Regions from separate parts of the Homo sapiens genome. Here all the other regions are linked to region 1. The links are chromatin contacts, found by Hi-C or POLR2A ChIA-PET in ENCODE. All regions are on one chromosome and are shown on one strand. The core of a region is the stretch at or near the end of the contact, and the rest is flanking DNA. Distances in the headings are between cores, read along the strand shown. Region 1 holds the start of PKN1 (protein kinase N1). Region 2 holds the start of ADGRL1 (adhesion G protein-coupled receptor L1). Region 3 has its middle 42 kb from the start of ADGRL1. Region 4 has its middle 50 kb from the start of LINC01842.

The links. A loop is a pair of places that touch in the nucleus more often than their neighbours do. ChIA-PET counts read pairs that join two places held with the same protein, here RNA polymerase II (POLR2A). Pooled maps may share reads with other maps.
Region 2: a loop to region 1 is called in a pooled map, with 3 times the contacts of the local background. The contact joins the promoter of ADGRL1 here to the promoter of PKN1 in region 1. A Hi-C loop is called at or near these places in 4 of 50 pooled maps.
Region 3: a loop to region 1 is called in a pooled map, with 3 times the contacts of the local background. The contact joins the enhancer-like site here to the promoter of PKN1 in region 1. A Hi-C loop is called at or near these places in 2 of 50 pooled maps. POLR2A ChIA-PET finds 5 or more read pairs at or near these places in 3 of 52 experiments (GM10248, IMR-90 and WTC11).
Region 4: a pooled map shows a loop between it and region 1 (2.4-fold over the local background). The contact joins the enhancer-like site here to the promoter of PKN1 in region 1. A Hi-C loop is called at or near these places in 2 of 50 pooled maps. POLR2A ChIA-PET finds 5 or more read pairs at or near these places in 2 of 52 experiments (K562 and OCI-LY7).

The regions. Positions count from the first base shown.
Region 1 is chr19:14,428,074-14,435,944 of GRCh38, reverse strand. PKN1 (protein kinase N1) reads right to left here and starts at 2,639. Exons shown (of 22, transcript NM_002741.5): 1 at 2,403-2,639. The coding sequence starts at 2,423. RefSeq lists enhancers at 554-848, 1,599-2,171, 2,172-2,745, 3,620-3,899 and silencers at 1,910-2,019, 2,310-2,379, 2,550-2,889.
Region 2 is chr19:14,202,411-14,210,281 of GRCh38, reverse strand. It overlaps ADGRL1 (adhesion G protein-coupled receptor L1), which reads left to right and starts at 4,113. Exons shown (of 23, transcript NM_014921.5): 1 at 4,113-4,297. RefSeq lists an enhancer at 158-657 and silencers at 3,320-3,419, 3,440-3,499.
Region 3 is chr19:14,243,801-14,251,671 of GRCh38, reverse strand. No RefSeq gene overlaps it. Among named protein-coding and RNA genes, the nearest start is that of ADGRL1, 42 kb to the right of the region's middle. RefSeq lists an enhancer at 1,403-1,920 and silencers at 3,247-3,296, 3,397-3,456. Within about 2 kb of position 2,936, at least 12 of the 41 ENCODE cell types and tissues checked have a DNase peak (open chromatin) inside an H3K27ac peak, as active enhancers do.
Region 4 is chr19:14,279,339-14,287,209 of GRCh38, reverse strand. No RefSeq gene overlaps it. Among named protein-coding and RNA genes, the nearest start is that of LINC01842, 50 kb to the left of the region's middle. Within about 2 kb of position 3,114, at least 3 of the 41 ENCODE cell types and tissues checked have a DNase peak (open chromatin) inside an H3K27ac peak, as active enhancers do.

The DNA.
Region 1 (7,871 bases), core at 1,390-3,889:
TAGCCAGGTGTGGTGGTGCATGCCTGTAGTCCTGTAGATCAGGTGTTTGAGGCTGCAGTGAACAAGAATCTCGTCACTGCATTCCAGCCTGGGTAACAGAGCGAGACCCTGTCTCTACAAAAGTAAAAGGAAATTAGCCAGGCATGTTGGTCTGTGCCTTTTGTCCCAGCTACTTGGGAGGCTGAGGCAGGAAGATCACTTGAGCCCCGGAAATTGGAAATCGAGGCTGCGGTGACATAGGATCGCACCACTGTACTCCAGCCTGGGTGACAGAGCAAGACTCTCTCCTCTAAAATAAATAAATATAAATCAGTAAATCAATCAATAAGGACACAGATTCACACCCTGAGCTGCTGACCAGGACGCTTACCAGTAACGACTTCACAGCAGCCCTGCCTGCCAAGTGCTGGCAAGGTCTCGGTCTCTCTCTCTCCCATGAACACCCTCTTAGTCCCATTTTTCCTAGGTCAGAACCGAGGCTCAGAGAGGCGAAGGCACTGGGCCCAGGACACACAGCGAGGAAGTGTCAGCGCTGGAATTTAAGCCCAGGCTCACCAAATACCACCCTCGCTCAGAAGGCCCCACCCCATCCCCAGCAGGCAGAGGGAGGACACAGCCAAGAGCGGGGCCAGCTCAACTGGGGAAGTCCAGGCAGAGAGGAGAGGTGGCCTCCCTCAGCCCCACCTCCAGCAGCTGAGGTCTGTAATGCACAGAGGGAGGGAGGCTGGGCTCCTGGGTTCTCCTCCCCTGAGTGACTCACTTCTACCCAAGGCACAGGGGTCACCTGAGGGCCAGCAAGGCAAACCCAGGACTCAGGGCCCTGGCCTGGCCTGTCCTATGGAGAACCCCTGCTCCTCCGCTGCCCACCATGGAGCGGAGACCTCAGACCCAGAGGACCTGCCTCCCATAATCCCCATCTTGCCAGAGCAGCCAGGGACCTAGACTCCCACATCCGGAGATTTCAATGCCTTGGGCGTTTCCGGAATCTGGACAGGACATCCGTTTGCAGGACACAGAACAGACAGGCACACGTTGGGACAGACAGAGGGACAGGGCAGCAGGCCCAAGCAACCATGAGAGAGGGATGACCAGGAGCGGGGAAGAGACTGGGGAGGAGATGGGAAGGGGGGACCAGGGCGTGGGTCCAGCCTCGTTGCAGGAATCACAGCCTGTCTGGGTCATGTGTGGGATGCGCCAAGCGCATGCATGCACCCGGGGATTCCTACACAGCCCTCCCTGGGCCGGGGGTAGAGGCAGGGACCCCGGCCCATCCCGGCCTTGAGGTCTGACCTTGTGTGATCGGCAACACCAGATACGCCCAGCTCCTCGGCAAGGCCGGCAGGCCATCAGCAGGACTGGGAAGGCGGGAGGGACCGGGGGTTACCGGGGAGACACAAAGGGGCCGGGGGCAGGTGCAGAAGGAGACGAGAACCCAGTTACACAACAACCACAGGACAATGAACTGGATGGTGAGGTGCTAATGGGGACACTGAGGCACAGACATTTCTCAGATTTGGGTCACTTGAACCAAAGAAGGTTGGCAGTCACCCTGGCCGTGCTTGTCACAGACGGGGAAGATGAGTCCAGGTCAGTGATCCCCACCAGGTGGCACAAGGGGAATCTGGCTGGGCGGGAGGCTGGTGCCAGTCACGTGTGTGTGTTAGCAGGGTGGGGGTGACCCAGCCATGCCCAGCCACCATGCAAAAAAGTAGGATTCTATATATGGGAGCATCCCTGGCCTGTTGACTGAGACACTCCCCACCCAGGAGAAGGTTCCACCTGACAGCCCAAGGGTGGGAGTGGGGGTCCCCATTCCCCCGACCTAATGCAGTGACTCGGGTACTTCCGCCAACAGGTGCCAATCTGGGTGGCGTCTGGAACATCATAAAGCTGTCTAGAGGCGGGGGTGGCTGGAGCTTTGTTATGCGGGGGAAGGGCACGGGCCGGGCCCAGCAGCCTCCTCCCCTCCCAGGGCACTGCGCCAGGCACGTGCCCCAGGTGGAGCGGCACCTGCCGGGTACCCAACCCTGGGGAGGGGGATGAGTTTGGGGGCGGACGAGAGGCACTGGGACGCCCAGCCAGCCACAGACACCCGAAGTAGAGCCTCCGCCGCGCCCCTTCTAGTTCTCCAGGAGAGGCCGAGTTTGAGGGTGTAGCAGGGGTTGCCTCCGGGATCGCCCCCAAACCAGCCCAGTCCACATCGCCACCTGCCGAGAAGGGGGCCTCGCTGGCTCCACAGTCCCGGCCCAGGGAGGGGGCGCCGGGCGCTCCGGAGGCCCCCGCCCTTGCCATCGTCACCCGAGTCCCGTTCCGGGGGCTGGGGGGGCTCCCCCGGCAGCGCGCGGGCGGGGTCCGCCGGCGCCGTCCGGTCGCCCCGGGACTCCAGACGCAGGTGCGCCTACCTGCACGGCGTCGCTGGCCATGTCCTCCTGCCGCCCGCCAGGGGTCCCCGCGCGGAGGGAGGGGCGGCCAGAGGAGCGCGCGTGCGCCCCGGGCGTGGCGGGGAGGGGGCGGGCGCGGCGCGACCCTCCCCGGCGCGCGGCCCGCTCCGGCCTGCTCGGCTCCCGCCTCGCCTGGCCAGGCCGCCGCGTCCCCGCGCCGCGCCCTCCGGCCCCAGCGGCCGCCGGGCCTGGTCACGTGACCCCGGAGGTCGGCGCCCGGGGAGGGGGCGGGGCCGAGGGGGGACGGGTTCCCAGAGGCCCCCGGGGCTGCGGGGTCCCGCCCGTCCGCCCCCTCGGTCTCCCGAGCCCGGAGCATCCCCATCGGCTCCCCACCTTTCCTCTTTCCGGGTCCCGAGACGACCGCACGCTGCCGAGGGGTCCCCCATTGGAGCGCGCGGGAACCCGAGGAGAACGGTTCCACGCGTTCAAGCCGAGAGCGGCGGAGGCCTTTGGGCCTCCCGGGACCCCTGAAAAAAACAAACAGAATAACCCCCCACCCCACCCTACCCCGGTGCATTTGCAAGCTCGGGACGCCTGCATCTGTGGTCCCCTATTCAAGGGCATGGAAGTTTCCCCGTTACCTGGAGACAAGCTCTGGGCGGATCTGCATTCAAATCCTAGCGCTTTACGCCTTGAGGGAGACAAACCCTTCCAGGCACCTCATCTGTGAAATGGGAATGATGCGCTCACCTCCTCGGTGTTGGTAAAATTCAATAAGACAGTGCAGGCCAAGAGCTGAGAACACACTAGACGCTCCATAAGTGTTAGCTGCTGTCACTTTTAATGTTATCGTAATTGTTTGTTTGTTGTTTTGCTATTTTTGGACGGAGTTTCGCTCTGTTGCCCATGCTGGAGTGCAGTGGCGCGATCTCGGCTCACTGCAACCTCCGCCTCCCGGATTCAAGTGATTCTTCTGCCTCAGCCTCCTGAGTAGCTGGGATTACAGGTGCCCACCACCATACCCGGCTAATTTTTGTATTTTTAGTAGAGACGGGGTTTCATCATATTGGCCAGGCTGGCCTCGAACTCCTGATCTCAGGTGATCCGCCCGCCTCGGTCTCCTAAAGTGCTGAGATTACACAGGCCTGAGCCACCGCGCCCAGCCTCTATTATCGTTATTGTTATTAAAAGAGGTTTGAATCCCAACTTGCTGTTCATCCTGGGGACCCCTGTGGCCTCTGAGTCTCAGTTTTCCCCGCTATAAAATGGGCATCGCCTTCTTTTTCGGGGCTGCTGCATGCAGATGGCGCTCCATAAATGCAGACTCGTGCCCAAGCGGAGAGTGGAGGCCTCTGCGGAATTTCTAGGGGATCTCCGGGGTCTGCAGAGCGTGCAGCTTTGTTCGTGGCCGCCGTCGGACCCTCACTCCTTCGGAAACCAGGCGAGGGAGCCAAACCTTGGTCTCCGGGGCTCCGGCAGGGAGCGCTCCCTGGCGGCGGTGCCTGCACATTGGCGCCCTTTGGGACCCGAGGAAGCGCCGTGGGCTGCGGGTACCTTGGTTACCCGTGGCTCTGCGTGGTTTCAGTCGTCCCAGAAACCAGGGCGCGATGTTTTCTCTCTTATTTTTTCCTCTGAGCAACTCTTTGGGAGATACTAACAACAGAAAGAGAGAAGGAGGAGAATTATGCTGATCCAGAACCCATCCAGCCGGGCATGGTGGCGCACGCCTGTAGTCCCAGCTACCAGGAGGCTGAGGCGGGAGGATCGCTTGAGCTCAAGAGGCCGAGAATGCATCACTGTGGGGAGAAATCATGATGCCCCTGCACTCCAGCCTGGGTGACAGAGCGAGACCCTGTCTAAAAAAAGAAAGAAAAAAAAAAACGGCTGGGTGCAGTGGCTCACCCCTGTAATCCCAGCCCTTTAGGAAGCCAAGGTGGGTGGTGGATGGATCACTGGAGGTCAGGAGTTCGAGACCAGCCTAGCCAATATGGTGAAACCCATCTCTGCTAAAAAATATAAAATTAGCTGAACGTGGTGGCGCATGCCTGTAATCCCAGCTACTCGGGTGGCTGAGGCAGGAGAATAGCTTGAACCCAAGAGGCGGAGATTGCAGTGAGCCGAGATCGTGCCATTGCACTCCAGCCTGAGCGACAGAGCAAGATTCCATCTAAAAAAAGAAAAAAGAGGGGGCCAGGTGTGGTGGCTCACGCCTGTAATCCCAGCACTTTGGGAAGCAGAGGCAGGCGGATCACGAGGTCAGGAGATTGAGACCATCCTGGCTAACATGGTGAAAGCGGCGGGCGCCTGTAGTCCCAGCTACTAGGGAGGCTGAGGCAGGAGAATGGCATGAACCCAGGAGGCGGAGCTTGCAGTGTGCCGAGATCGCGCCACTGCACTCCAGCCTGGGCGACAGAGCGAGACTCCCTCTCAAAAAAAAAAAAAAAAAGAGAAAGAAAACAACAACAACACACACACAAGCCCAGAATTCACCCACATTTCACCTTTCCACTTTGTCGCATCCAGTCCCTACCATCACTCACCTTAACCAGTAGTCACCTCTCTCCTGGTCTCCTGGTTTTGCCCTCGCCCCCACAGTCTGTTCCCACAACAGCCCAAGGGAGCAGTGAACACATGAGATGGGGTATGCCCCTCCTCTGTCTAGAACCCTCCATGGCTCCCAGCTCACTCAGGGAAAAAACTCAGGTCCTCCCCACAGCCCACGAAGCTCTGCACCATCAGTTCTTACTTCCTCCCATCTCTCCCCCTTGCTCACTCCTTCCAGCCACATGAGCCTTCTAACTGTTTCTCAAATGCTTGTTGATTGAATAAAAGAAAGAACTCTGTGGCTGGGCGCAGTGGCTCCCACCTGTAATCCCAGCAATTTAGGAGGTCAAGGGGGGTGAATCACTTGAGGCCAGGAATTCGAGACCAGCCTGGCCAACATGGTGAAACCCCATCTCTACTAAAAATTAAAAAATTAGCCAGGTGTGCTGGCGGGCATCTGTATATTCAGCTACTTGAGAGACTGAGGCAGGAGAATGGTTTGAACCTGGGAGGCGGAGGTTGCAGTGAGCCAAGATCGCACCCCTGCACACCCCCCTGGGTGATAGAGCAAGACTGTCAGAAAGAAAGAAAGAGAGAGAGAGAGAGAGAGAGAGAGAGAGAGGAAGGAAGGGAGGGAGGGGAAGGGAGAAAAAGAAAAGAGAAAAGAAAAGAACTCATGGCCAGGCATGGTGGCTCACGCCTGTCACCCCAGCACTTTGGGAGGCCCAGACGAGCAGATCACGAGGTCAGGAGATCGAGACCATCCTGTCTAACACGATGAAACCCCATCTCTACTAAAAATACAAAAAATTAGCCGGGCGTGGTGGCGGGCGCCTGTAGTCCCAGCTACTCGGGAGGCTGAGGCAGGAGAATGGCGTAAACCTGGGAGGCAGAGGTTGCAGTGAGCTGAGATCACGCCACTGCACTCCAGCCTGGGGGACAGAGCGAGACTCCAGCCTGGGGGACAGAGCGAGACTCCCTCTCAAAAAAAAAAAAAAAAAAAAAACAAAAAAAAACTCTGCAAGCTAGTTCTTTCATATTTATTTATTTATTTGTTTGTTTGTTTGTTTAGACAGAATTTCGCTCTCGTTGCCCAGGCTGAAGTGTGATGGCACGATCTCAACTGAACGCAACCTCTGCCTCCCTGATTCAAGCAATTCCCAGCCTTAGCCTCCTGAGTAGCTGGAATTACAGGCATGTACCACCACACCCGGCTAATTTTGTATTTTTAGCAGACATGGGGTTTCTCTACATTGGGCAGGCTGGTCTCGAACTCCTGACCTCAGGTGATCTGCCCACCTTGGCCTCCCAGAGTGCTGGGATTACAGGTGTGAGCCACCGCGCCCAGCCTGATATTTATTTATTTAGAGACAGGGTCTCACTCTGTCACTCAGGCTGGGGTGCAGTGGCGCCATCGCAGCTCACTGCAGCTTCCACCTTGCAGGTTTAAACGATCCTCCTGCCTCAGCCTCCCAGGTAGCTGGGACCACAGGTGTGCACCACCATGTCTGGCTAGTTTTTTCAAAAAATTTTTTTGTGTGTGTGTAGATACTGGATCTCGTAATATTGCCCAATCTGGTCTTGAACTCCTGGGCTCAAGCAATTCTTCTGCATTGGCCTCCTGAAATGCTGGGATTACAGGCATGAGCCATCAAGCTTGGCCCAAACTAGTTCTTTTGCTCCAGTTTTGCAGGTGAGTAAGCTGAGAAGTCCCTTACCCCAATCATCAAGCCAGGATGTCTATGGCCCTTTCCCTGAGAAACGAAGTAGCTCCCTCTAATTCTCCAGCCCACCCATTCTACAGATGAGGAGGACAAGGCAGAGTGAGGTTTCATGGGGGCCGAAGGATTGGGTTGTCTGGAACCACCTTGCACAGGGATGGGCCCTCCCTCCCCAACCTGTGAGGTCCCAGGCTGCCTCCCCAGATGGAGCTGGGGAAACCAGCCAAATTCTCGCTCCACCCTTCAGGCATTCATTTACTCAGTGAATATTTACAGAGACCCACTGGGGAATTTGGTGGCACTGGAGATAAAGTTGCAGTTCAGGCCTTTTTTTTTTTTTTGGAGACAAAGTCTCATTCTGTCACCCAGGCTAGAGTGCAGTGGGTGAGATCACAGCTCACTGCAGCGCAGCCTCAACCTCCCAGGTTCAAGTCATCCTCCCACCTCAGCCCCTTGAGTAGCTGGGACTGCAGGCATGCACTACCATGCCCAGCTAATTCTTTTTTTTTTTTTTTTTTTTTTTTTTTTGCAGAGATGAAGTCTCACTGTGTTGCCCAGGATGGTCTTGAACTCCTGGCCTCAAGTGATCCTCCCGCCTCGGCCTCCCAAACTGCTGGGATTACAGTTATGAGCCACCACGTCCAGCCACACTTTGTTTGCTAAAAGGGGAGACGTGGCCAGGTGTGGTGGCTCAAGCCTGTAATCCCAGCACTTTGGGAGGCCGAGGTGGGTGGATCACCTGAGATCAGGAGTTTGAGACCAGCCTGGCCAACATGGTGAAACCCCATCTGTACTAAAAATACAAAAAAAATTAGCTGGGTGTGGTGGTGAGTGCCTGTAGTCCCAGCTACTCAGGAGGCTAAGGCAGGAGAATCGCTTGAATCCGGGAGGTGGAGGTTGCAGCAAGCCAAGATTGCACCATTGCACTCCAGCCTGGGCAACAAGAGCAAGACTCCGTCTCAAAAAACAAACAAACAAACCAAGAAAGGGGGCGGGGAGACATAGCCAGGCATGGTGGCGCATGCCTGTAGTCCCAGCTACTCAGGAGGCTGAGGCACCAGAATTGCTTGAACCTGGGAGGCAGAGGTTGCAATGAGCCGAGATCGCACCACCGTACTCCAGACTGGGCAACAAAGCAAGACTCCGTCTCAAAAACAATAAAAATAAAAAAGGAGCGGGGTGGTGGTTGCTGGACACAGTGGCTCATGCCTGTAATCCCAGCACT
Region 2 (7,871 bases), core at 2,864-5,363, 230 kb after region 1:
ACAGCAGGGTTGTGCATCCTATACCGAATGGGCTCTAGGAAAACAGGGGCTGGGGGCGCCTGGTGGACAGTGGCTGTCTGGCGTTGCCCTGACCTGTCCAGGAGCCTGAGGCAGGGCACCCGGGAACGAGGGCGCTGGGCCTGAGGCAAAGGGAAGCTGAGCACTGGGGTGAAGCAGAGCCTTCAGGACTGTGAGGCTGGGGGCCCAACCGAGGCAGTGGGCGCAATACATGGAAGGCACAGAGAGGGGACAGACAAGGCACAGGCGAGCCCAGCTGTGTCTGACGCTGGGATGCTGGAGGTGCTAGGCGTACAAAATGTGGAGTCCCAGATACGCAGGAGAGCACAGGGTGCCCTAGGCATAGGGCACCCTGGGCGTGCGGGTTCTCTAGCACAGGGTGCGCAGAAGATGGGGCGTCCAGGTGCAGGGTTCATAGAACATGGGGTACTCGAGGCGCGTGGCACCGTGGGCGTGGAGGTCCCGTGGGACGGAATACACAGAGCGTGGGGTGTCTCAGGAGCGGGGCTCATGGGGAGCCCAAGGCGCAAAGTGGGAGGCTGGAAGCGAGGAGCGCCCTGGGAGCAGGGTGTCCGAAGCGCGGGTACCGACCTGGGCAGCGCGGGGCACGCGGCGCGCGGGCGAGTCTGCGTGCGCGCGCGGACGCCTTGGTTCCCGGAGCCCGGTTGCTGGCGCGGCCTCCACTGCGGCTGCGCAGCCGAAGGCCTGAGGGGCGCCAGGGCTCTTTACGCGCCCCCCAGCCCCTCCGCACTCTTTGCCTCCTGAGCACGCCGCTCACAAGTCCAGGAGACATGGATCAGATGGAGGCTGGAGAGCCGATCCCAGCTGGGACCAGTGGGGTTTAGAGGGTCTAGAAAGGGGCGAGGGGCGGGGGTGAGGGGGGTTCCGGCTGGGGTTTTCCAAACTGAGCTGAGGGTGCCTTAAAGAATGTCGTTGCTTTCCCTCATGTAAGTAAAGGCCACTCCTTCTCGTAGCCTCTGGAGAGTGCAAGTTAGAACCACCTCCTAGGCTAGCTCTGTAGGGGGAAGTGGGTGGGCTGCTCAGGGCTGGAGGGTGGGGTGGGGACAAAGGCCTGGAGCAGGAGAACAAGGAGGTGACCAGCTTTTCCTGAGCGTCAAGTTCTGTTCCCTTTTCGGTACTGCTGGGTTTATAGAAAGCTGGCTGCCTGGAGTGCCCTCCATCTCAAAGCCTTCATGGGTCTTACTTGGTGCTGTCAATATCTCAAACTGGGAAATTGAGGCGTAGAGAGATGGGATGCCCTCCTCCATACCCAGTGGATCTGCAGTCAACCACAGATGGATGGGATCCGTTTTGCACTCACCAAATCCTACTTTATATTTGGTCCCCCAGATCCCGGTGTCCAACCTGGCCACCCAGATTCAAGGCTGGACAGCTTTGCAGCCATGAAATCCTGGGCATGAAGGAGGAACGAAAGTGACCCATCCCTCCATTTTGAAGTTCTCTGGGGCCAGATTTGCCTAGGTTCTGGCTTTCAAGAATCCCTTCCCCGTCGTGAAGAGACAGCTGTCCGTAGAAGGCGGTGGAGGGTGACAGGCTGCCACAGCAGTGGTGCGTGGTCACCCGGGCAGCCTGGAAGTCTGGTGTCCCTGCACTTCCTCCAGTTTAGCCACAGGGACGTGCTTCTAGGAAGGGATTCTTAGAGGCCAAGTTAATTCCCGTGCAGATATTCAATTCAGGCTTTCTTAGATACTCATTTTTCCCATCCAGATATGCCTCAAGTTTTGTGGATTTACCACTCCTACTCAGGAACCCTTTTCCCTTTCCTCATTCATTCTGCAAAGCGCATGGTTAGCAATGCACTCTCTTCCCTGGACATATAGGGAATGGGGGTTTCCCCCATCCCCATCCTCAGCCCGTCCCCCTCCTCTAAAACTCAGATCAGGGTTTGTCTGCCCTGCTGCTAAGATGCAGCCCAACTTTGAACTCTGAGCTGTCTGCTTTAACATTTGGGCCTCACTTGAATGGATTCCCTTCCCTGAGGATTCCAAGCCCTCCCCAGCCATCAGTCTTCCCATCTTTCATAAAATGGAGCCAGCAGCCCCGCTTCAGGGACTCCCCCCCTCCCCCCTGTTCCCTCCACTCCAGGATTCTTCCCACTTCCATTTCCCTCCAGCCCCCACCCTGCACAAAGTTGCCTGTTCTGCCGAAGTGCCTATTTTTGGCTTGGGGCCCAGTTTTATAGCCCCAGCTATAGGTCTTGGCAGTCATAACTTTCGCTCTCCAGAGAGCCAAGCCGGGTCCAACAGCCTTCCCCACCCCAGAGAGGGGGTGCGGGGGCTCCCTCTGCAGCCTCAACCCGAAACCTGCCCCTCGCCTCACTTGGTCTGATGCCTGGGAACCCAAGCCTGCTTCTTGCCCTACTTCTTAGAGTCCACCAGCTGCAATGGAGTTGTTAGGTGTTGAAAATCCATGCCGGGTTTTTACTCTTTTAGAGAACATAAAATTCAATTTTTCCCCTCGCACCCCCTCCCCAAAAGCAAGACTTTGAGGCGTTTACAGGTACAAACCTCCCCCTAACGCTTCCCTCCGCCCCTGCTGCCCGGTCAGCTCCAAGCCCCTGTCCCGGTGGCCCAGGATCTTCTGCTGAGGGTCTCATCCCGTCCCGCGCTCCAGTCCTGGCTTTGCGTGCCTCCCTCGCCTTTTATTGTAGGTCTGGTCTCCCAGGGTAGCGGCCTCATCGCATTCCCTTCGCAGCGCCCCTGGATCCAGAAACCGCTTTTACCTGTCCGCTCCGGTGCAGCCAGCGCGCCAAATCCCTTCGTACCCGAGTCCAGTCCTCCTTTTGCCCGTCCCCCTTGCACGTCGCTGCCAGGAAGATGAGGGCAGCCCAAGTCGCCTCAGCCACTAAGCATCCCCCTTCCAGAACCCCCCACCATGCGAACCCAGGTCCCGGGAGTTCCGGGCCGGGTCTTGCTTGTTTCCACTGCGTTAGGCCTGACGCATTACTCCGTCTCCCGAGAAAGAATCCGGCCCGAAATTTGCGTGCCCCGGGTGCATTTGGCCATGTCGCATCTACCCCCCAACCCCCCGCTCCAACACCGTTCCTCCCATCTTTATCTAATCCAACTCGGGTTTTGCACAACCCTTCCAGATCTCCCCATTTGCGCCCTCCTTCCCCGGGCTCGGCGCCTTTCCTTATACTTCACTGGAAAATCCGCTCCGGGTCTTCCTTACGCCTGTCTCCCTTCCCCCACTCCCCGCTCCAACGCGGGGCTCCAGCACGTCGCTTTCCCTCTCCCTGCTTTTCCAGGGAGGAGGCGAGAGGAGGCGAAAGGAAGGAAAGTCCAGCCCGGGTTTTCGGGCCGGCTCCTGGGGCGCTCAAGCGGGTTGCGGCGGCCAGTCCCGGGCGGCGACTCCGGGCCGGGTTTTGCGCGCGCCCACCGCCCCCCTCCCGGAGCGGGTGCGCCGGGGAGCGGGGCGAGCAGGCGGCTTGTCATTGCTGGTGCCCGGCGCCGGCTCGGTCCGCGCGTCCTGCGGTGCCCACGGGCCCGGCCCGGCGCCCCCCCTCCGGCCGCACCGGGGGCGCGACGCCGCGGCACCCGCCTCCAGCCGCGCCGCCCCCCTCCGCCAGCTCCGCGCCGCCCGCCCCCAACCCGAGCTCCCCGCGGCCACTGCGGGGAGCCCGAGCCGTCGGCGCGGGAGCTGTCGGCGCTGCGGTGCCCCCGCCCCGCCGTCTGCCGAGGAGGCCCCGGCTGATGGGGCCGCGCGGGCCCCGGAGCGGCGCCGCCGGGCGGCGGGGGCCTGCAGGGGCGCCCCGGCTGCCCCGTTAACCCCTCGTCCACCGCCGGCGTCGGAGGGGGCTGGGAAGTCGCCTGGGCGCACACGTGCCGCCTCCGTCGGGGCCGCGGAGCTGCGGGGGAGATGCGGGCCGCTGCCGGCGCCGCCTCGGGGCGCTCCGCCTCGCCCCAGCCCCCGGCGCTCTGACGCCGCCCCCGCCCCACCGCCTCCCTCCCCGGGAGGGGCGCAGACCCGATCGCCCCCAGTCCCGAGCCTCCGCCGCCGCGAGGGGGCCGCCTTTGGATCCGTGTAATCCGCCTCTTTTTTTTCTTTTCTTTTCTTTTTTTTTTTTTTTCCTAATTTTTGGTCGGCGGCGGTGCTGGGCCAGGGGAAGGAAGGGACACGGAGGCCGCCCTCGTCCCGCCACCTCCTACCCGCTTCCCCCCAGCCCCGGCTCCGGGAGATGTGCCGGGCGGGGGGCCCGGGTTCGCCGAGCCGCAGGAGAGACACGCTGGGCCGACCCCAGAGAGGCGCTGGACAGGTGAGTGTCTGCGGGCCCAGGGCGAGGGGCGAAGCCGCACCTGGGCCAGGTGTGCGGGGCGCGTGGAAGAGGGGAGGCGGGAAGGATGGGAGGCCGGGGCCTGTCCTGGCCGCGAGGGGGGAGGGGACACGGGAGCCGCGCGGGGCACCGCACCTGAGCGGGAGGGGCGTCGGGGGCAGCCCGCACCTCACCCCCACTGGCGAGGGGCCTGGGAGGGGCGGCCCCCACGGAGCGCCCGGGGCGCGGGGGTGCGGACGGGCTACCGCAGGGTGCCTGGCGGGGGGAGGGGACCGCGAGTGTGCCCGCGCGTGGCTGCGTGTGCCCGCGCGCGCGCCAGCCTTTGTGGGGAAGCGGCGCGGCGGTGCCTGCGTGTCCCCGGTGCGTGTGCGCGCGGGTGCTTGGCGCCCTGTTTGTGTAGGTGTCTGGGTGTGAGCGGAGGGGGTGCGTGTGCGCGCCGCGCGCCGGCCCCGCGCCCCAGAGGAGCCGTGTCGGGGGCTGGCACCACAGGATGCTGGGCGAGGGGGTTGTTTTTCTCTGGGAGGCAGTGGCGCGGGGGATGGGGAGGGGTCCGTCTGGGTGTCCAGCCGGCCGCAGTCCGGGGGGCGCCGCTGTCAGGAGGAGGGGGTGCAGCCGGGCAGCACCTTCTCTCCGTGGTGCCGGGTTAAAGCACGGGAGGCCGGCAGGTTTGATCCACTCGGATTATTCGTGCTTTGAGGACAGCTCCCCACCCCCACCCCAGGTGCGCATTGGATTGAGCTGCGAGGGTTTGGTTGTCATCCTCCCATCTGACGGTCCTGGGACCCGAGTCCAGGCCTGAAGTGGTGGGGTGGGGGGATGCTGTGTTTGCTCCAGCCGTGTCCAGAAAATGCCCTCCCAGGTATCTCTCCAGTGCACCCCTGGCCCCCATCTGAAGACAGCCGCTGGCTACACACACCCCTGTCTCTACACTTCCAGTCCGGGTCCTCACACTGCCCCATCCCTGGCCAACACCTCACTGTACCTGCCTGGACCCTTTCTTCCTGTTCCAACCCCCATCCACCCCCAGCCATGCCAGCTGCGTGGGTGTTTCTGTATCCCAGTTCCAGGCAGGGCCCCCCCTTCCGCCTGGCTTCCACCGGACTCAGAGCTGGGGTCTGTCTTCCCACATCCCACTTCCCAACATGTGTGCCTGGGGGCAGGAGGGGGAGGGGTTCAAAATGGCTGCCAAGATGGCTGGCTCGCGCGCTCTCTCTCTCTCTGTCTGTCTCTCTCTCTCTCTCTCTCTCTCTCTCACTCTCTCTGTCTTTCTCTATCTCTCTCTGTCTTTCTCTCTTCCCCTCTCTGCTTGCCCGGCTCCCTTATCCTGGTAGGGAGTCACTGCTTAGAGGAGGTCGGATCCAGTGGGGCACACCTGAGGGTGAATGTCTATTCCGGGCCGTTGACCTCCATGCTGTTTGGGGACAGACCATTGGTTTCTGCTTCTCTCTCCAACACCCCAAGGGCTGGCATGAGTCTAACCTGACCCCAGACCCCACTCCTTCACCCTGGCTCACAGCCTGAAAGCTCCGTGCCCTCCACCTGCTCTCCAGGGCCTGGCCCCCTGAATTGATCAACCCCACGGAGGGTCCACACCCCTCATTCTCTTCTCCTGTCTGCCCCCGGCAGGGGACTCTGCGTGGGTCCCTGTCAGGCCCCAGCTTTGGGGGGCAGGTGACTTCTCCTTCCTCCCTGCTCCCCTCCCACTAATGCCAAATTTATTACTTAAAAGTAGGATGAAAACAGGGAGAATAAGAGAAGGATTACAACCTTCATTATCATATCGAGAAAATTATCCGTGATTTTCCTAACTAGCAATTTGTCTGCCATGCCGTTCAGAACTGACTTGCCCATTAATTACAGAGATGAAAAATCATCTGGAATTCGGAAAAGGGAACTAATTCCATGGCTGGCAGCGATCGCACCCGTGCACGGAGCCACATACGTGTGCGACATACGTGTGCGCTCACATGTGGGTCCCGGCCCTCCTGCTGGTCTTGCCACCATCTTCCTACCCAGCTTGGTGACCTCCCTCATGGCCCCGCTCGGTCCACCCCATGTGTGTGTGGCATCTGCTCTGGGACACCCCTGCAGGCCCTCTTTCTCTCCAAGGGGCGCCCATCTCAATCCCCACTTCTGGGCGCTTGCGTACCCCGTGATCACCCACGCTGATTCCTGCTCTTGGGGGTGTAGCTGGCGCCCAGGCTTGGGGAGGATGGGGAGCTGGGGACCAGCACACCTGGGCTGTGGAGCCTGCAGGGAGGGGGTGGAAGGGGGGGACTCGAAGCCCAGCTTCTATTCCCAGCCTGCCCAGGGGAGCCCTTTCTCCTGGGGGGCCTTGGAGGACCCTGTGGGCACGTTGGGGAGGAGCCTACAGGCGCCTCAGCTGCACGGGAGTGTGTTTGCATCCAGCAGTTTGGGCTCCTGGCGGGTGGCCTCTCCACCTGCATGTGAGGCTGTGTGACGCTTGCATCTCGGGGCGTCTGCGTCCTCCCTACCCTGCCAGGCTGGTGGCAGAGCATGTGTTGCTTCAGCCCCAGCGCAGGCATCTCGGTGGGGAGGGTGGCAGTGGGTGCCCCTCAAGAGGAACGGGAGGAGTGGGAGCACTGCCATCCCCGCCAGAGCATCGTCTTTGCCCTCCACCCCCTCCTTTCTCCCTGGCGAGACATGTGGCCAAGGACACACAAGGCTCTCGTTTCTGTGTGGGTTCCTCTCACGGATCTGATTTCCAGATGCCAGACACTTCCCCTCCTCCAGCCCCTCTGTGGGGAGGCAGGGGGAGGGGCTCCTGAGGCGGGGGTTCCCTGGGTCTGAAACCCTGACCCCAGTGACCCTGAAGGTGCCGTGGCAAGACAGACAGCTCCTCCCAGGCTGGGTTTGGGGCAAAGTGGTTGCTATTGGGCACCCTGATGGAAGGGGAGAGACGGGTCCTGGAGTGAGGTGGGAGGCCAAGTAGAAACATGGAGGGGGTCCCGGTGTCCCCAGAATCCAGATGTCTGTCTGTCTGTCTGCACCTGTGCATAGGTGTCCTCTGCCTGTGTGGCCTGGATGGTGATCTAGCCAAGGGTGCATGTGGCCACGTGACCATCAGACTCATCCGGTGTTCATAAAGGTCCCTCCTGTGCTGGTGTTTGTGTTTTGCAGAGGGGGTGGTCATGCTGGGGGAGGCAGGGCTGCAAGAAGGAGTAGCTGTCTGTGTGCACACATGGGGCTGTCTGCATCTTTTGTGCACCTGCAGTTGTGTGCTCAGGACTTCTTGGAGCAAGGCTGGGTGCACCTTGTCATGCAATCTGCACACACTTGCCTCCCCACCCAGCACCATGCAGGGGGCGCCATGGGGGGTGGTGGCCATGTCCTGTCCTCATGGAGCTCACACTCTAGCAACACATATGGGGTTTCCATCAAAGCTCTCCTATCAGCTGGGCGTGGTGGCTCATACCTGTAATCCCAGCACTTTGGGAGGCTGAGGCGGGTGGATCACCTGAGGTCAGGGGCTCGAGACCAGCCTGGCCAACATGGTGAAACCCCATCTCTACTACAAGTACAGAAATTAGCCAGG
Region 3 (7,871 bases), core at 1,687-4,186, 180 kb after region 1:
ACTTTGGGAGGCCGAGATGAACAGATCACTTGAGGCCGAGACAAACAGATCACTTGAGGTCAGGAGTTCAAGACCAGCCTGGCCAACATGGTGAAAACCTGTCTCTATTAAAAATACAAAGATTAGCCGGGAATGGTGGCACCTGCCTATTGTCCCAGCTACTTGGGAGGCTGAGGCAGGAGAATCACTTGAACACGGTGGAGGTTACAGTGAGCCGAGATCACGCTGCTGCACCCCAGCCTGGGTGATAGAGTGAGACACCATCTCAAAAAAGAAAGAAACAGCTTGGCTCAGTGGCTCATGCCTGTAATCCCAGCACTTTGAGAGGCTGAGGCGGGCGGATCACCTGAGGTCAGGAGTTCAAGACCACCCTGGCCAACATGGTGAAACCCTGTCTCTACTAAAATCACAAAATTTAGCTGAGTGTACAGCCATGCCTGTAATCCCACCTACTGGGGAGGCTGAGGCAGGAGAATCGCAGAGGTTGCAATGAGCCAAGATCGTGCCTTTGCACTCCAGCCTGGGTGTTCAGAGCGAGACTCTGTCAAAAAAAACAAAAAAGGAAGGAAGCAAGAAAGGAAGGAAGGAGGGAGGGAAAAAGGAAGGAAGGAAAAGAGAGAGAGAGAGAGAGATGTTATTCCAGGAGGGAATGGTCATGAAAACAAATAAGTAAGCGATATCAGAGAGTTAATGGAGATTGACTAGGGGTGGTGACATGGAGCTGAGGCGTGAAGAAGAAGGCAGAGCTGGTTGGCCATGTGAGATCTAGGGGGAAGGGTGTTGCAGGAAGTGGGAACAACCAGTGCAAAGGCTCAGTGTAGCTGGAGTGGACTTAGCGATGGAGAGAGGAATCCCAAGGAGGTTGAGTGAGGGATTTCGGTCTTAATCTAAGAGCCATGGCGGTGCATTGCAGCGTTCTCAATAGAAGGAAAACGTGAACTTCCTTGTCTTTTCAAAGATACCTCTGGGCTGTGGTAAGGACGGATGGAGGCCAGGGCAGAAGCCAGGAGCCTGTGGCCAAGGCAACCTCAGTAAATCCAGGCAAGTGATGAAGGAGTTGGGAAGCACAAAAGTGGAAAGAAGTGGGTGAATTCACGTTCTCTTTTTTTTTTTTTTTTAGGGACAGGGTCTTGCTCTGTTGCCCAGGCTGGAGTGCAGTGGTGCGACCTCCGCTCACTGCAACCTCCGCCTCCCGGTTCAAGGGATTCTCGTGCCTCAGCCTCCCGAGTAGCTGGGATGACAGGCATGCACCACCACACCGGCTAATTTTTGTACTTTTTTTTTTTTTAGTAGAGACAGGGTTTCGCCATGTTGGCCAGGCTGGTCTTGAACTCCTGACCTCAAGTGATCCACCTGCCTTGGCCTCCCAAAGTGCTGGGATTACAGGTGTGAGCCACTGTGCCTGGCCCTTGACTAATTTTTTCAAAAAAATTTTTTTTTTAATTTGAGACAGGGGTTTCGCTATGTTGCCCAGGCTGGTCTCCAACTCCTTGCCTCAAGTGATCCTCCCACCTCAGCCTCAGGTTCTTTGAACATAATTATTCCCAAATTACAAGTAGAGAGAACTGAATCTCAGAGAGGTTAAGTAATTTGCCTAAGGTCACACAGCTATGAAATGGAGAAAGGGTAAGAAAATCCGTCTGACCTTCCTTCAGTTATGCAAAAGATGTCATGTGGTGGGTGGTGTGACCTCAGAAAACCTAGAGGAGTGGGGGGTCCAGGCTGGTGGTGGGGTAATAAGACCCAAGTGAACACACCTGTCCTGCTGGGGTAACTACTCACCCCTAGGCCACAGGGCAAGCAAAGTGGCAAGCCGCAAATTGAATTGGGGGGCTGGAGGGGGATGTTTCATTGATGTCACAAATGAGCATGGACCCCGTATCTGCAGCAGGGATGTTTCAGGGCCAGTCAAGGAGATGATCGGGGCCCACGGACCCTCAAACGCGTCAGGAAGCCAGGCTGGTCCCTGAGTGTGTGTGATGGGGTGTGTGTTTGTGGGGGGGCACTGCCGGGAGCTGCCGCCGCCCGCCCCATTAGCAACACCGTCATTATCCCAGATTTATGTATGTATAATTCTTCTTCCTCAAACCGCTCCAACATCTCCCCTGGCTGCAAACCCGCCTCCCCCGGAAACAGCCACGGAGCCGCCTGCCACCGGGCCATTAGCACGCAGGGAAGGGGGTGTGGAGGGAGGGGGCAGGCAGCAGGGAAGGGGAAGGGGGGAGCCAGGAGAGGACGAGGAAGGCAGGAGCTGTAAGGATGGGAGTGAGGCGGCAAGATGGAAGAGGGGAAGGAAACAGGGCTTGGAGGAGCTGGGGAACCTCGGAGGGTTCTGGGGGGAGGGGGGGACACGTGTCCCAGAGGACCTGGCCGCAGACAGCGGGCCCCAGGGGCAGCCGAGGGTCTCCTGCGCCCTTTCTGGCCAATGCCAGGGCTGAGAATAGGGGGGTGGGGATCCCATCGGCCGGGACTCTGTGGCTGGGTCTCAGCCCAGAAGTTACTAGAGGGCCTCGCGCCGGAACCCCTCCCCCACTCTGGGAACCTCCACCTGCGGGGTGGGGTGGGGGTCTCCAGGCGGGGCGCGGGGAGGGCGCCGGCTGCAGAGCTGGGAGCCCGGAGCGATGACTCCATCACCCTCCACTTTTCCCTCCTCGCCCCCGAAACTGGCCCCCTCCCTTCTTGCGCCCCTCGGGTTGGGGGCGCGGGAGAGCCCCCTCTATTACGAGGGAAATCAATGCCGCATTAATGCAAGGTTTCCAGGCGAGGAGCGGGGATCGCTTCATAAAAGATGCATTGTTTCCATGGCCTGCACGCGGCTCCCTCCCCAGCATCCTGCAAGATGGCGGCGGCCCCAGGGAGAGAGGGGGAGGGGCTGGGGGGAGCGCGGCCCCCTCTCTCCTGCTGGGGAAGGTGGGAAGAGAGGCTGGGATGAAGGAAGGAAAGGGAGAGAGGGAGAGAGAGAGGGAGGGAGGAGGGGGCTGGGAGGCTGAGAGAGCGTTAGGGAGGCGGGAGCCAGTCAGAAGGAGGAGGGCGGGCTGGGGAGGGGGAGAGGGGATGGCCTGGAACTCGGAGGAGGGAAGAGAAACGCAGCCCAAGGAGGTGGCACGGGGGAGGCAGGAGAGCAGGCCGGGGGGTTGGGAGTGGGGGGCGCTGGGGCCTGGAGGGGGGCAGGCGGGGGTGGGGGCAAAAGGGGAGGGAAAGGGGAGAAAAAGGCCGACCGGGCAGCGTGGCCAGGAGAGAGGGGAAGACAGTACCCCCTCAACTGTCTCTAGGCTCCAAGCCCCCCTCCAGCGGGGTCCTTTGGTTCTCTCTCCTGGTCCCCGTGCACCCTCCCGCCGAGGAGATGATCCAGGGAGCCCCCATTTTCTGGCATGGAGGCCGCTGCACCCCATTGGCTTGCCTCCCTACCCTCCTTCCTGCCTTGGCACCACGGCTGCCATGCTGAGAGGGATCAAGCCTCCTCCATCTGCCTCCCTAGTCAAGGCCTCCGGAGTTGACCCGAAAGAGCTCCTTAGGAAGAAACTGCCGTTTGGGCACACCTGCATCCGTCCTACCTGCTGGGGACGGTTCCAGAAACCAGACAGAGGTTCCAGAGAGGGAAACTGGGGCAGAGGACAGCCGAGAACTCAACACGGGTCTCCACCTGCCCAGCGCCCCACCAGTGACCCCAGACCAACCTCAGCCCCCCTCCTCCCCGCCTTTTCCTCCATCCTCCGCGGGCAACCACGAAGAGAGTTTCAAGGCCCCCCACTTCCCAGCCTTCCTGCTTCGCCGTAGGGGAGCTCCCAAACGCCTGAAAATACCTTTAAATTAGGAAAAAGAGCTAAGCCGCCAGAGTCCTTTGGTCTATTAAAGGAAGAGCAGAGGCCACCGGCGCCCCCACCCCATCCCCAGCCCGATTTTGCATTTGAAGCCCTGACCGCGGATCTAGCCGGAACAATGACGGGGCCTGCCCAGCCGGCCCCAGCTGAATCCCTTTCAGTGGCCCTGGGCCCCCTGCCAGGTGTGCCAAAATTAGGACGGCTCCCCTCCTAGGCCCTTTTCATCCCCCCGGGGCTGCTGGGGCCTCAGAGGCGCTAATGAAGCGCCTCTTGCCGCCTTCCCTCTAGGAAGAGGGGGCCAGGGGGAGCGGGAGGCAGGGCCACATTGGGGGCAGGCACCTGGAAATCTGCCTTCCAAGAACTGCCCCAGGAACATGTTTTTGTGCCTTGGTCAGCGGCAGCTCCCTCCCTCCCTGCTCCTCAGGGTCCTCCCGCAGGTCCTGGTGACATCCACCTCCTCCAGGCAGCCCTCCCAGCCTGCTGGCATTGGCTCCCTACTGTGTTTCCCTTGGAGTTCGGCAGTGGGGGCAGGCTGCCTGGATTCAGATTGGAGCTCCATTGCTTTCTGGCTGTGGCTCAATTAGCCACCCTGAGCCTCAGTTTCCCCGCCCGTCAAGAGAGGAGAATTATAAAAACCTATGTCATGAGACTGTTGTGAAGGAGTCGCTGTGTGAAGAATTGTGGAAGGTCACACGTGCAAAGTGGGTGCAATAATCCCTAGACTTTCGCCTCAGCCACAGGGGGCCCCTCACTGCACCCCAGACACACCCAGTGTGTGCCCATTTCTGGGACTTCCCACTGGCTGTTCTCTTTATTTTATTTGTATTTGTATTTTTTCTTTTGAGGCGGAGTCTTGCTCTGTAGCCCAGGTTGGAGTGCAGTGGTGCAATCTCGGCTCACTGCAACCTCCACCTCCTGGGTTCAAGCAGCTTCCTGAGTAGCTGGGATTACCGGCGCATGCCACCATGCCCAGCTAATTTTTGTATTTTTAGTAGATACCGGATTTCACCATGTTGGCCAGGCTGGTCTAGAACTCCTGACCTCAGGTGATCCACCTGCCTCGGTCTTCCAAAGCGCTGGGATTACAGGCATGAGCCACCGCGCCGGCCTTTTTTTTTTGAGACGGAGTCTTGCTCTGTCGCCCAGGCTGAAGTGCGGTGGCCTGATCTCGGCTCACTGCAAGCTCCGCCTCCCGGGTTCACGGCATTCTCCTGCCTCGACCTCCCGAGTAGCTGAGACTACAGGCGCCCGCCACCATGCCCGGCTAATTTTTTGTATTTTTAGTATTGACTGGGTTTCACTGTGTTAGCCAGGATGGTCTCGATCTCCTAACCTCGTGATCCGCCCGCCTCGGCCTCCCAAAGTGCTGGGATTACAGGCGTGAGCCACCGCCCCTGGCCTTTTTTTTTTTTGAGATGGAGTCTCGCTCTGTCACCCAGGCTAGAGCACAGTGGTGTGATCTCACTGCAACCTCCGCCTCTTGGGTTCAAGCGATTCTCCCACCTCAGCCTCACAAGTAGCTGGGACCACAGGCACATGCCACCACACCTGGCTAATTTTTGTATTTTTAATACAGACAGGGTTTCACCATGTTGGCCAGGCTAGTCTCAAACTCCTGACCTCAGGTGATCCGCCTACCTCTGCCTCCCAAAGTGCTGGGATTACAAGTGTGAGCCACCTTGCCAGGCCTAGTGGTCCCTGTTATTTACCATCATCTGTCTTACAGCCAGCTGACATTGTATTACTTACCTGAACTCAGGGTCTTATGCTCTCGAATCCAAGAACCTGGGTTCAAATCCCGGCTTCACAGTTATTAGCTGTGTGACATTGGGCATGTTACTTAACTTCTCCGAGCCCCTTTCCTCATTTATAAAATGAGGATGGTAATAAAACCCACCTGGAGCCGGGTGCAGTGTCCGGAGTCTGTAATCCCAGCCACTCAGGAGCCCAAGGTAGGAGGGTCCCTTTAGGCCAAGAGTTTGAGACCAGCCTGGGCAACATAGCAAGACCCTGTCTCTACCAAAAAAAAAAAAAAAAAAAAAAAAAAAAGCCAGGCACAATGGCTTACACCTGTAGTCTCTAAAAAAAAATCTGCAAGGCGGGGTGTGGTGGCTCACGCCTGTAATCCCAGCACTTTGGGAGGCTGAGGCAGGCGGATCACGAGGTCAGGAGATCGAGACCATCCTGGCTAACAAGGGGAAACCCCATCTCTACTAAAAATACAAAAAATTAGCCGGGCATGGTGGCGGGCGCCTGTAGTCCCAGCTACTCGGGAGGCTGAGGCAGGAGAATGGCATGAACCCAGGAGGCGGAGCTTGCAGTGAGCCGAGATCGCGCCACTGCACTCCAGCCTGGGCAACAGAGCGAGACTCCATCTCAAAAAAAAAAAAAAAAAAAAGAATCCACAAAAACAAAAAACCCACCTTATATAGCGGGTAATGAATAATTGACTTAGTGAATGAGAAGTCCTCAAAGCAGTGCCTGGACCACAGTACAAGTTATTCCCATAACCAATATTATTTCTGAGCCACCCCATCCCTCAGCAACTAGAATATAAGCCCTCCTGAAAGCTAACTCTGCAGGGATGGTATTGGCTTTATTTATTTATTTATTTAAGAGTTGAGGTCTTGGCCGGGCGTAGTGGCTCATGCCTGTAATCCCAACACTTTGGGAGGCCAAGGTGGGCAGATCACTGAGGTCAGGAGTTTGAGACCGCCTGGCCAACATGGTGAAACCCTGTCTCTACTAAAAATACAAAAACTTAGCTGGGCGTGGTGGCGTGTACCTGTAATCCCAGCTACTCGGGAGGCTAAGGCAGGAAAATCGCTTGAACCCAGGAGGCAGAGGTTGCAGTGAGCTGAGATCACACCACTGGACTCCAGCCTGGATGACAGAGTGAAACTCCATCTCAGGGGGAAAAAAAAAAGAATTTGCCTTGAAGGCTGGGTGCAGTGGCTCACGCCTGTAATCCCAACACTTTGGGAGGCCGAGGTGGGCAGATCTCCTGAGGTCAAGAGTTCAAGACCAGTCTGGTCAACATGGTGAAACTCCACCTCTACTAAAAATACAAAAATTAGCCGGGCATGGTGGTGTGCACCTGTAATCCCAGCTACTCATGAGGCTGAGACAGGAGAATTGCTTGAACCTGGGAGGCAGAGGTTGTAGTGAACCGAGATCGTGCCATTGCACTCCATCCTGGGCAACAAGAGCAAAACTTCATCTCAAAAAAAAAAAAGGAATAATTTGCCGTGAGTCTGTAGCATAGTGCTTAGTCCTTAGCGGGCACTCAATATACTTCATCCAGATTCAGAGGCAGGGAGAATTGTGGGAGACACAGTTTGTCAAATTCACACCTATCTCTTTCCTTTGCTAACACAGGGCTCCTTAAGTGTCAGTGTGCCCTGCCTAATCCTTGCCCTCCAGCCCCCCTTGCTTCTATTTTATTTATTTATGTGTTTATGTATTTTTTTTGTCTTCCAGCCCCTCTTCCAGCTCCCCTTGCCATTATTCCAGCCTTCAAGTCCCGCTTGCTTCTATTTTATTTATTTATTTATTTATTTATTTATTTTTGGGGACAGAGTCTCACTCTGTTACCCAGGCTGGAGGACAGTGGTGCAATCTCAGCTCACTGCAACCTCCGCCTCCCAGGTTCAAGCTACTCTCCTACCTCAGCCTCCCGAGTAGCTGGGATTACAGGCACCCACCACCATGCCCGGCTAATTTTTTGTATTTTTAGTAGAGACGGGGTTTCGTCATGTTGGCCAGGCTGATCTCAAACTCCTGACCTCAAGTGATCCGCCTACCTCAGCCTCCCAACTCCCTTCCTTCTAGAGATGGCTGTGTGACACTCTTCCGGCCAATAAGACTCCAGCAGAAGTCTTCTGGGTGGTTCCAGGAAGAATGAGCATGTTATTATCCAAGACTCAGTGGCTTCATCTATAAAATGGGGCTAAAAATTGCAACTTGCCTCAGGTCTCGAACTCCTGACCTCAAGTGATCCGCCCGCCTCAGCCTCCCAAAGTGCTGGGATTACGGGCGTGAGCCACTGCG
Region 4 (7,871 bases), core at 1,865-4,364, 150 kb after region 1:
ATTGCTTAAACCTGGGAGGCAGAGGCTGCAGTGAGCAGTGATCGTGCCACTGCACTCCAGCATGGGCGACAGAGCGAGACTGTGTCTCAAAAAATAATAATAATAAGTGTTTGTTGAGTGAATGGATGGCAGGCAGGCAGGGCCCCAGCCCAGAGGAGGATGGGGACCCAGTGGAAGGTGGGAGCGGCAGGTGGAGAGGGATTGGTGTGGAGATGGTAGAGAAAAAGACCTTCTAGAACAATCCTGGGGGTCAGGTGGTCCCTGTGATGAAATGAACCAGCATTGTGTGAATTCCGGTCAAGGGCTGATCTGTCATGATCTCTATAACATGCTTTTCACAGGGAAATGTGTCCCCCCTGCCCCGCAATCCCCTTGATAAAATCTTAGCCTTATGACTTTGTTCTCTGTTCATCTCAGATAACAGATGTTCCTGGAGTCGCCTTAGTCACAGGGCAGCTTGGCTTCAATTCAAAACAAGGAATGTCCAGACCCAAGCTGGGGCCTTGATTTAGACTTCAATCCTATTTCCTTCTACCTCTCCTCCATCCCCACCAGCGTCATGTTCTGGGGGTCTGGGTGGTGCTAGGGCCCCTTCCTTCTTGCTTTCCTCTCCTTTCCTTTCACGGCCAGGGCTGCAGCTCCAGGAGGGAATATAGTGTGTCAAATGGTGGCCCCCCAAAAGGATGTGTCCACACTCTGGCCCCTGCAACCTGTGAATGTGATGTTTTTATATTATTATTATTTTTTTTTTTTTGAGATGAAGTCTTGCTCTTGTCTCCCAACTGGAGTGCAGTGGCGCAATCAAGGCTCGCTGCAACTTCCGCCTCCCGGGTTCAAGCGATTCTCCTGCCTCAGCCTCCTGAGTAGCTGGGATTACAGGCGCCTGCCACCACGTCCGCCTAATTTTTGTATTTTTAGGAGAGACGGGCTTTCCCCATGTTGGCCAGGCTGGTCTCAAACTCCTGATCTCAGATGATCTGCCTGCCTCGGCCTCCCAAAGTGCTGGGATTACAGGCATGAGCCACCACGCCTGGCCAACTTATTTTTTTTTTAAAGACATGGTCTTGCTCTGTCACTCAGGGTGGCCAGAGAGCAATGGCATGATTTTGGCTCACTGCAGCCTCGACTTCCCAGGCTCAAGTGATCTTCCCACCTCAGCCTTCCAAGTAGCTGGGACCACAGGCACGCAACACCGTGCCTGGCTAATTTTTGTATTTTTTTGCAGAGAGAGATTCTTGCTATGTTTCCCGGGCTGGTCTCAAGGTCCTGGCCTTGAGCAATCCTCCCACCTCGGACTCCCAAAGTGCTGGGATTACAGGCACGAGCCACTGCGCCTGGCCTGAATGTGATCTTAGGTGGATAAACTGTAACTGTCATAGGCCCATTGTTTGAGGCACTGGGCAAGTCAACATGCTGAGATACCAGTTTGCAGCAGAGAAGGAGGTTTAATCATAGGGCCACAGATCGACGAGATGGGAGCAAATCTAAAATCCATCTCCTGGGTGGGTGTGGTGGCTCACACCTATAATCCCAGCACTTTGGGAGGCTGAGGTGGGCAGAGCACTTGAGGCCAGGAGTTTGAGACCAGCCTGGCCAACATGGCAAAACCCTGTCTCTACTAAAAATACAAAAATTAGCCGGGTGTGGTGGTGCGTGCCTGTAGTCCCAGCTACTTGGGAGGCTGAGGTGGGAGAATCAGTTGAACCTGGGAGATGAAGGTTGTAGTGAGCCAAGATCGCACCTCTGCACTCCAGCCTGGGTGACAGAGTGAGATTCTCTCAGAAAACAAACAAACTAAAATTAATAAATAAAAATGAAATAAAATAAAAAAAAAATTCATCTCCCCTAGGAATTTGGGGCTGGGGTTTTTAAGGGGTATGGAGTGGGCCCAAGTGTGGAGATCCTTTGATTGGTCAAAGAGTGCAAGATGAAGTCTTGGGACAGAGGATTGGGCAGGAGTTGAGGGACAAGGGGTGGGTGAAGAAGCTGTATTCTCATGCTGATCCCATTCCTATATGGGGGGTCTTCTTCAGACTGGTTGCTGGAATTCAGGATCTGCAAAAACATCTGAAGCGATCCTTAAGCAAAAGCCATATGATCCTGACTGGGCGCAGTGGCTCACGCCTGTAATCCCAGCACTTGGAGGCCGAGGCGGTGGATCACTTGAGGTCAGGAGTTCAAGACCAGCCTGGCCAACATGGTAAAACCCCTTCTTTACTAAACATGCAAAAATTAGCCAGGTGTGGTGGTGCACGCCTGTAATCCCGGCTACTCTGGAGGCTGAGGCAGGAGAATCGCTGGAACCCGGAAGGCAGCGGTTACAGTGAGCTGAGATCACGTCAGTGCACTCCAGCCTGGGTGACAGAGCAAGACTCCATCTCAAAAAAAAAAAAAAAAAAAAGCCATATGCTCCTAATGTCAGAGATCCTGTCTGTAGAAACAATGGGATGTATTTGTGTTTTGTTTTGTTTTGAGACAGAGTTTCGCTCTTGATGCCCAGGCTGGAGCGCAGTGGCACGATCTCAGCTCACTGGAACCTCTGCCTCCCGGGATCAAGCAATTCTCCTGCCTCAGCCTCCCCAGTAGCTGGGTTTACAGGCATGCACCACCATGCCTGGCTAATTTTTGTATCTTTGGTAGAGATAGGGTTTCTCCATGTTGGTCAGGCTGGTCTCGAACTCCCAACCTCAGGTGATCCACCCGCCTTGGCCTCCCAAAGTGCTGGGATTACAGGCGCGATCCACTGCGCCTGGTGAAACAATGGGGTGTAAAAGTACTACCTGACCTTTAGCAGCAAGGAAGGGGACCCTAGTGCAGCCTGATTCATGGTTCATTGTAACTGTATTTCTGTCTGGAATCTGGCATGCAATCCTTGTCAACTCTGTAGGAGGGGTTTTGAAAGGGTCATTGCAGATATTAGAATTCTGAAGATGAGATCATCCTGGAAAACATGGTAGTCCTAAATCCACAGACGACTCTCCTTAGGAGAGACACAGAGAGGAGACACAGTAGAGAAGGACCCGTGAAGACGGAAGCAGAGGTTGGAATGCTGTGGTCGCCACCGAGGAATGCCTGGAGCCCTCACAAGCTGGAAGGGGCCAGGAGGGATTCCTCCCTAGAGCCTCTGTGGGGAGCGTGGCCCTGCAGATGTTTTGATTTCAGACTTCTGGCCTGCAGAACTGTGAGAAAATAGGTTTCTGTTGTTTTAAGTGACTCAGTTTGTGGTACTGTTATAGCGGCCACAGGAAGGAAACAAATCCAGGGGTCAGATGGTTCTCATTGCACTGGGTCTGCTGTCAGCCAACCTTGCCTTTCAGGACCTAGTGGTGTTCAGAATGAAATCTTTCACTTTCACTTTTTTTTTTTGAGACAAGGTCTCACTCTGTCACCTAGGCTGGAGTGTAGTGGGGCAATCTTGGCTCACTGCAACTTCTGCCTCCCAAGTTCCAGCGATTCTCCTGTCTCAGGCCAAGGCAGGTGGATCACTTCAGGTCAGGAGTTCAAGACCAGCCTCGCCAGTGAAACCTTGTCCCTACTAAAAAAATATAAAAAATACAAAAATTAGCCGGGCGTGGTGGTGTCCACCTGTAGTCCCAGCTACTCGGAGGCTGAGGTGGGAGAATCACTTGAACCCAGGATGTAGAAGTTGCAGTGAGCTGAGATTGTGCCACTGCACTCCAGCCTGGGCAGCAGACTGAGACCCTGTCTGAAAAAAAAACAAAAAACAAAAAACAAAACAGCTGGGTGCAGTGGCTCACACCTGTAATCCCAGCACTTTGGGAGGCCGAGGCGGGCGGATCACGAGGTCAGGAGTTCGAGACCAGCCTGACCAATATAGTGAAACCCTGTCTCTACTAAAAATACAAAAATTAGGCCGAGTGCAGTGGCTCACACCTGTAATCCCAGCACTCTGGGAGGCCGAGGCGGGTGGATCACGAGGTCAGGAGATTGAGACCATCCTGGCTAACATGGTAAAACCCCGTTTCTACTAAAAATACAAAAAAAAAAAAAAAAATTAGCTGGGCGTGGTGGCGAGCGCCTGTAGTCCCAGCTACTCCAGAGGCTGAGGCAGGAGAATGGCGTGAACCCGGGAGACAGAGCTTGCAGTGAGCCGAGATCGGGCCATTGCACCCCAGCCTGGGCGACAGAGTGAGACTCTGTCTCAAAAAAATTTATCTTCCGAGTAATGTGCAAAGGAAATCAGTATTCGGAAGAGCTATCTGCACTCCCAAGTTCTTTGCAGCACTATTCACAATAACAAGATATGGAAGCAACCTAAGTGTCCATCAATGAATGAATGGATAAAGAAAATGTGGTGCATATACACAATGGAGTACTGTTCAGCCTGATAAAAGAAGGAAATCTTGTCATTTGCAACAACGTGCATGAATCTGGAGGACATTATGCGAAGTAAACTAAGCCTGGCGCAGAAAGACAAATAGTTCATGATCTCACTTGTATGCAGAATCTAAAAAAAAAAAAGTCACATTCACCGAAGTAGAGAGTAGAACAGTCCTTACCAGAGTCTGGGGTCGCGGAAAACATGTTGCCCAAAGGATACAAAGTTTCCATTAGGAAGAGTAAGTCCTGGTGATCTATTGCACAGCAAGGTGGCTATAGCTAATCATAATGTATATTTTTTCTTTTTCTTTTTTTTTTTTTTTTTGAGACAGAGTCTCGTTCTGTTACCCAGGCTGGAGTGCAGTGGCACAATCTCGGCTCACTGCAACCTCCACCTCCCGGGTTCAAGCAATTCTCTGCCTCAGCCTCCTGAGGAGCTGGGACTACAGGCGCCCGCCACTACGCCTGGCTAATTTTTATATTTTTAGTAGAGACAGGGTTTCACCATCTTGGCCAGGCTGGTCTTGAACTCGTGACCTCGTGATCCACCTGCCTCGGCCTCCCAAAGTGCTGGGATTACAGGCGTGAGTGACTGTGCCCCACCCCATAATGTATTTTCAAACTTGTGAAATGAGTGGATTTTAAATGGTCTCACTATAGGGTCTGGTGCGGTAGCTCACATGTGTAATCCCAGCATTTTGGGAGGCTGAGATGGGAGGATCACTTTAGCCCAGGTGTTCAAAACCAGCCTGGGCAATATTTTACACACCCTGTCTCTAAAAAAACAAACTGTTCTCGCTACAAAGAAATAAGTATGTAAGGTGATGGATATGTTCATTAGCGCGATCTGCTTTATAATATATACAGTATTGAAACATCACATCATACTCCATAAACATATGCAATTACTTGTCAATTAAAAATTAGGGATCAGATGTGGTAGCTCACACCTGTAATCCCAGCACTTTGGGAGGCCAAGGCGGGTGGATCACTTGAGGTCAGGAGTTTGTGACCAGCCTGACCAACATGGTGAAATCCCAACTCTACTAAAAATATGAAATTAGCCAGGCGTGGTGGCACGTACCTGTAATCCCAGCTACTTGAGAGCCTGAAGCAGGAGAATCGCTTGAATCCAGGAGGGGGAAGTTGCAGTGAGCCAAGATTGTGCCATTGCACTCCAGCCTGGGCAACAGAGCAAGACTCTGTCAAAAAAAAAAGAAAAAGGCTGGGCATGGTGGCTCACGCCTGTAATCCCAGCAATTTGGGAGGCCAAGGCAGGCGGATCATAAGGTCAGGAGTTTGAGACCAGCCTGGCCAACATGGTGACACCTCGTCTCTACTAATAATACAAAAATTAGCTGGGTGTGGTGGTGTGCACCTGTAGTCCCAGCTACTCAGGAGTCTGAGGCAGGAGAATGGCGTGAACCTGGGAGGCAGAGGTTGCAGTAAGCCAAGATTACCTAGTGACAGAGCAAGACTCTGTCTCAAAAAAAAAAAAAAGAGAAAGAAAAGGAAGGAAGGAGAGAGGGAGGGAAGGAGAAAGAAAGAGAAAGGAAGGAAGGAAAGAAGGAAGGAATGAAGGAAAGGAATGAAGGAAAGGAAGGAAGGAAGGAAGGAAGGAAGGAAGGAAGGGCTGGGTGCAGTGGCTCACGCCTGTAATCCCAGCACTTTGGGAGGCCGAGGCGAGCGGATCACGAGGTCAGGAGATCGAGACCATCCTGGCTAACACGGTGAAACCCCGTCTCTACTAAAAATACAAAAAAATTAGCCGGGCGTGGTGGCAGGCGCCAGTAGTCCCAGTTCCTCAGGAGGCTGAGGCAGGAGAATGGCGTGAACCCGGAAGGCGGAGCTTGCAGTGAGCCAAGCTTGCAGTGAGCCGAGATCGCGCCACTGCACTCCAGCCTGGGCAACAGAGCGAGACTCCGTCTCAAAAAAAAAAAAAATAGAAAAGAAAAGAAAGAAAGGAAAGAAAGAGAGAAAGGGAGGGAGGGGGAGAGAGAAAGAGAAAGAGAGAAAGAAAGAGAAGAAAGAAAGAAAAGAAAAGAGATCTTCACTGTGGTCTGGCTTCTGTTGCTAGTCGTTGTGTCTCCCTGGTTGAAATGTCCATCTTAGCATCCCGTTACTCTATCGGCATTCAACTCTGGTAGTCACTGGTGTGACATTATTGCGTAAATGTTCCTGGCCAACAGAGAAGAGGAAAATTTGTAGAAGGGAAGAAAGAATGGATGAGGGAGCATGGGTGGAAAATTTAAGGGTGGTCTGAGCTATACCCAGGAAGCCTGGGATCGGGAAAACCCAACTCTCAGTGCCCTTGGGGCTGAGAGCAACATAAGGTTTAGCAGCCTTAGTAATTTCTTTAAAATCTAAACTGGGGCCGGGGGCAGTGGCTCATGCCTGTAATCCCAGCACTTTGAGAGGCTGAGGTGGGTGGATCATCTGAGATCAGGAGTTCGAGACCAGCCTGGCCAATGTGGCGAAACTCCATCTCTACTAAAAATACAAAAATTAGCTGGGCATGGTGGCGGGCGCCTGTAATCCCAGCTACTTGGGAGGCTGAGGCAGGGATAATTGCTTGAACCCAGGAGATAGAGGTTGCAGTGAGCCGAGATGGTGCCACTACATTCCAGCCTGGGCAACAGAGCAAGACTCCATCTTAAAAAACAAAATCTAAATTGGACCAGGCATGTTGGCTCACACCTGCAATCCCAGCACTTTGGGAGGCCAAGGAGACCAGCCTGGACAACACAACAAGACCCCACCTCTACAAAAAACTTTAGAATTTGCCAGGCGTGGTGGCACATGCCTATAGTTCCACCTGCTTGGGAGGCTGAGGTGGGAGGATCGCTTGAGCCTAGGGAGGTCAAAACTGTAGTGAGCCATGATTGTGCCCCTACACGCTAGCCTGGGCAAGAGAGCGAGACCCTGATTCTATATTAATTCCTTGAGCCACTGTGATTTTGATTTTTGTCCCAGCAGCCAACAAAGAAAAAGGCTTCCTTCATTGACTTCTGTGGGGATTCAATGACGTCGTACACATAAAGCACTTAGCATATGCCTGGTACATGGTAGGTGCTCACTAAATGTTCATTATTCCCACCCCCCATTTTGGTTTTGGGAAGGAGATGCCTTTGGTCTCCAGACTGGCTTCTCAGGGGTATCCCTAAGGTGTATTAGGAAGTTAGGACATGTGGCTTCTATGCAGGTCATTCTCTATTCCTGTTACCTACCCCAGGTTCCATCAATCTGCAGTCCAATCCTGTTTTTTGGTGTTTTTTTTTTTTCTTTTTTTTGAGACAGAGTCTTGCTCTGTCTCCCAGGCTGGAGTGCAGTGGAGTGATCTCAGCTCACTGCAACCTCCGCCTCCCAGGTTCAAGCAATTCTCCTATCTCTGCCTCCCACAGTGCTGAGATTACAGGCATGAGCCACTGCGTCCGGCCAACCATCCTGTTCTATGTCCTGAGAGCTGACCTCTAGGCCCACACCACTGGGCTCCATTGCCCTCTGCTTTGGGGTTGGATTCAGCCAAAAGG